2 separate regions of the Homo sapiens genome follow, and region 2 is linked to region 1. A link is an interaction called in ENCODE POLR2A ChIA-PET data of the cell type or tissue named here. Cell type or tissue: A673. All regions are shown on one strand.

Region 1 (2,500 bases):
GGTGTGAAGCTATTGGTTTATGTTAAATTTGGACCTACTAAAGTAAGAATCAGAATAATGGCATTTACAAATCCTTGGCAACATCAATTCCACTTTCAGTTCCAGAAAGATCCATTACCTTTTCCTTTCTCTGTGTTCCTTTTCCAGATCACTTCATTCTTCCCACCTGCAATGACCTGCCATTCTTGAAGAAGACCAAAATACTAAAAAGACCCAGTTTTTCTCTCCTGGCCATAAGTTTAGTGCAAAGAGAGAGATGATGGTGAAGAAACACAATAATGCAGCTTTTTTTTACTATAATCCTTAAAATCAAAGACACTCTCTGGCTAATAGGACTAATCAGAGGTCCCCCCAACTTTCCTCAAAAAGAGACTATGCTCAAGACATCCCTTCTCAGATGAAAGTTTAACTTTTCGTAAAAAGCTCTAACGAAAAAGGTCTTGGGCTGAGACAGACGGGTTGCTTGAGACCAGGAGTTTGAGTTCAGTCTGGGCAACATAGCAAGATCCTGCCTCTAAAAATAATAATAATAATAATAATAATAAAGCTCTTTACTTCCTTCAGTCATTTCCCCACGATTTCCCAAGTTCATAGCAAGGTGCTATTAAACTCAGAAGAATTCTTGGAATTTCTCCCAGTGAAAACTCCACCAGGAAGGCAATGTGGGTAGTTACCTACCTTCTGAGAGCGGATATCCAAGGCTACATTCACTTGTTGCCAGGGCAGTCTCCTCCTACTCAAGTACATCTCTTGGCAGCCTCTGTTTTTATCAACCTCTTCCCACAAAAGGAGAGTGGTTGGTAGCTCTCTCCCTTCCCCACTCCCACGCTGAACTCAGAAGCTTCATGAATAGTTCAATTGAAACAGGATCAAGTTTCAGACACTCCCATACTGAGAAAATGATCCCACTAGATTAAATTGGAGCCTAGATCAGTGGAGGAATATTTCCACAACTCTGCCAGGGCCAGGACAGCCACCATTAAAAGCTCAGGTAAAAATTTCTTTCTTTTCTTTTTTTTTTTTTGAGATGGTGTCTCGCTCTGTTGCCCAGGCTGGAGTGCAGTGGTGCAATCTTGGCTCACTGCAACCTCTGCCTCCCGGGTTCAAGAGATCTTCTGCCTCAGCCTCCAAGTAGCTGGGACTACAGGTGCATGCCACCATGCCCAGCTAATTTTTGTATTTTTAGTAGAGATGGGGTTTCACCATATTGGCCAGGCTGGTCTCAAACTCCTGACCTTGTGTTCCACCCCTCTCAGCCTCCCAAAGTGCTGGGATTACAGGCGTGAGCCACTACGCCCCGCCTCAGGTAAAAACTTCTAAGTAGGATCACATGAGTGGTAGAGGATGGATTGGTAGCCAACTTTTTGGTCTATGCAACAGGTCTCTGAATTACAGCATCTCCCAGGGACTTGCTAGAAATGCAAACTCTTGGACCCTTATCCTGGTCCTAATGAATAAGAAATTTTGGGGGTGTTGGCCTGTGTGTGTGTGTGTGTGTGTGTGTGTGTGTGTGTGTGTATTTAAGAGATGGGGTCTATGTTGCCCAGGCTGGAGTGCAGTGGCTATTCATAGGTGAATCACAGTGCACTACAGCCTCAAACTCCTGGGCTCAAGTGATCCTCCTGCCTCAGCCTCCCCAGTAGCCGGGACTACAGGCATGCACCACCACTTCCTGTGGCATTTGTGTTTTAACCAGCTTCTCTAGGTGATTGTGATGTATGCTTAAGTTTGGGAACTACTTGTCAACAGGATTAGTGATGCTTTAAAATGTTTTCCCCTCTTTCCTCAGAAGAATTTACTTGACACATTTGATTTAAAAAGTCAGGCCGGGCGCGGTGGCTCACGCTTGTAATCCCAGCACTTTGGGAGGCTGCGGCAGGCGGATCACGAGGTCAGGAAATCGAGACCATCCTGGCTAACACAGTGAGATCCGGTCTCTACTAAAAATACAAAAAATTAGCTGGGCGTGGTAGCGAGCACCTGTAGTCACAGCTACTCGGGAGGCTGAGGCAGGAGAATGGCGTGAACCTGGGAGGCGGAGCTTGCAGTGAGCCGAGATCGCGCCACTGCATTCCCGCCTGGGTGACAGAGCCAGACTCCATCTCACAAAAAAAAAAAAAAAAAAAAAAAAAAGTCATAACCGGGCCAGGCATGGTGGCTCACGCCAGTAAACCCAGCACTTTCGGAGGCTGAGGCAGGTGGATCACTTGAGGTCGGGAGTTAGAGACCAGCCTGGCCAACATTACAAAACCCCGTCTCTACTAAAAATACAAAAATTGGCCAGGTATGTTGGTGTGCGCCTGTGGTCCCAGCTACTTGGGAGGCAGAGGTTGCAGTGAGCCGAGATGGTGCCACTGCACTCCAGCCTGGGCGACGGAGCCAGACTCCATATCAAAAAAAAAAAAAAAAAATCTGCTTTATTCTTTTTAATGGCTGCTGAGTACTCAAGTAGTCCATTTTCTCTGTTGGTGGGCTTTTGTATTGTTTCAAATTTCTTATA
Region 2 (2,500 bases), 520 kb before region 1:
GCAAAAAGGAGCAGCTGTCTGTGAAGAAGCTTCGAGTAGTACTGTTTGCTCTATGCTGCAATACAGAACAGGCAGCTGAACACTTCCGAAATCCCCAGCGACGTATTCGCCGTTGGCTTCGACGTTTCCAGGCCTCCCAGGGGGAGAATCTAGAGGGCAAATATCTGAGCTTTGAGGCAGAAGAGAAACTGGCTGAGTGGGTGCTAACCCAGCGCGAACAACAGCTACCTGTAAATGAGGAGACCTTGTTCCAGAAGGCCACCAAAATAGGACGTTCTTTGGAAGGGGGGTTTAAGATCTCCTATGAGTGGGCTGTGCGTTTCATGCTGCGGCACCACCTGACTCCCCATGCCCGGCGAGCTGTGGCCCACACCCTACCTAAGGATGTAGCAGAGAATGCAGGACTCTTCATTGATTTTGTACAACGGCAGATTCACAACCAGGACTTACCCTTGTCTATGATTGTGGCTATTGATGAGATCTCTTTGTTCCTGGATACAGAGGTGCTGAGCAGTGATGATCGAAAGGAGAATGCCCTGCAGACAGTGGGCACAGGGGAACCTTGGTGTGATGTAGTCCTAGCCATTCTGGCAGATGGCACTGTCCTTCCCACCCTGGTTTTCTACAGAGGGCAGATGGATCAGCCTGCTAACATGCCAGACTCCATATTGCTAGAGGCAAAGGAGAGTGGCTACAGTGATGACGAGATCATGGAGCTGTGGTCAACTCGAGTGTGGCAGAAGCACACAGCTTGCCAGCGCAGCAAAGGCATGCTTGTGATGGACTGTCATCGCACTCACTTGTCAGAAGAGGTACTGGCTATGCTTAGTGCCTCTAGCACTTTGCCTGCAGTGGTCCCAGCAGGCTGTAGCTCCAAAATTCAGCCATTAGATGTATGCATCAAAAGAACTGTCAAGAACTTCCTGCATAAAAAATGGAAGGAACAGGCTCGGGAAATGGCAGATACTGCATGTGATTCTGATGTCCTGCTTCAGCTGGTGCTTGTCTGGCTGGGTGAAGTGCTAGGTGTCATTGGGGACTGTCCAGAGCTAGTTCAGCGCTCCTTCCTGGTGGCTAGTGTTCTGCCTGGCCCCGATGGCAACATTAACTCACCTACAAGAAATGCTGACATGCAGGAGGAGCTAATTGCCTCCCTAGAGGAGCAACTGAAGCTGAGTGGGGAACATTCTGAGTCTTCCACTCCACGACCCAGATCATCTCCTGAAGAGACAATTGAGCCTGAAAGTCTTCACCAGCTCTTTGAGGGTGAAAGTGAGACCGAGTCTTTCTATGGCTTTGAAGAAGCTGACCTAGATCTGATGGAGATTTGAGTGTTGGGGTCATGAGGGGGTGTGGAGTGAGGGTGGGAACATGTGAGGGAGGGTAAAGGGGCTTAGGGAAAAGGGGGCATACCAGGTGGGGTATTTGGTTTCTATTTTTTAATTTTATACCACCACTCCCCCCTGAAGTTGACTTACACTTCCCTGTGGATTTGTGGATTAATTAGGAAAACCAATAGTAATCACGTCTGAGCCAAGGAGCTGGCCCATTGGTCATTCACTTCTGCTAAAAACAGGTTTTTGTGACTTTTTTTTTTTTTAAATTTAAATCACTGTGTTTGGTATTTTTCTGACAAAATTAAGAAAAAGAAAAAAAATTATTTGTGGGCAAATGTTAAATTTTTTTGTTTCCCCTTTTACCTCAATTGTATCATAGTACTGGGTTTTTTTGTTTGTTTTATTGTGTGGCCAATGTCTTTGGGCATGATGCTATCTAATCATTGTTAATGTGAGAACATTTCTGAAGATGGGAAAGACAAATTATGTAGCTCACAAACTGGTTTATTATATATATGGATAAAAAACTTTTTTCATTGTGGTCTTAACACTTTTATATAAAAATGAAAATGGAAAAAAAGTCCCACTGAACTCTCTCTTCCTTCTCCTTTTCTTTCCTTCCCTCTCCAGAGATGTTGGTTTCTACAGCAACCCTAGATATAAAATTGTGGCTTTAAAAATGCATGAAACCACCTTTAATTATCCAGAATGAATAGATTTGTCTTTTCCTCACCACCTTCCCTCCAAAACATGACATAAACAATATTTTTTGCACTTGTGATCCTTGGCCCCTTTCCCCATTCTCAACACCATCCATCCCTCTGGACAAAGGATCATACAGGTGTTATTAGCAAGCAAGAGATACTGAAGCGATCAAACAGTTTTAGGGTGGAAGCCATTCCCAGTTTGAGTCTTCATCCTGTAAGCCCCCAGGGGCAGTCCCTGCTTTACTGAACTTCATCCTGTTAGATGGAGAGCATGCCTGTTTAAGGGATTACTGGTCCTACAGCCAGGAGCTAATTGTTCAAGAAGTGTTGAACTTTAAAAAGACAAGACCACTTGTTGAAATCCAGCGTGCTCTGTGGCTTTCCCCTATTTCTCTTAATACTTAGGGAAGAATCTGACAGGAAGAAGCGCACAGGGGTGTGCACAAAGAAAATGAC

What was found. ChIA-PET counts read pairs that join two places held together with the same protein. Peaks named below come from ENCODE experiments on the same cell type or tissue, not always from the same donor. Only the 100,000 strongest peaks of a DNase experiment are listed, where the experiment ranks them.
Region 2: POLR2A ChIA-PET joins it to region 1 with 6 read pairs; 2 of 35 experiments call an interaction of 5 or more read pairs at or near these places.

The regions. Positions count from the first base shown.
Region 1 is chr1:150,885,492-150,887,991 of GRCh38, reverse strand. CTXND2 (cortexin domain containing 2) reads right to left here and starts at 856. Exons shown (of 2, transcript NM_001384189.2): 1 at 679-856. It also overlaps a transcript of LOC107985204 not described here. RefSeq lists a cis regulatory region at 1,897 and an enhancer at 1,825-1,969. In A673, no CTCF peak of the experiment used is centred here; no DNase peak of the experiment used is centred here.
Region 2 is chr1:151,403,633-151,406,132 of GRCh38, reverse strand. It overlaps POGZ (pogo transposable element derived with ZNF domain), which reads left to right. Exons shown (of 19, transcript NM_015100.4): 19 at 1-2,500. The coding sequence ends at 1,331. Among named protein-coding and RNA genes, the nearest start is that of PSMB4, 5.3 kb to the right of the region's middle. In A673, no CTCF peak of the experiment used is centred here; no DNase peak of the experiment used is centred here; H3K27ac peaks cover 392 bases.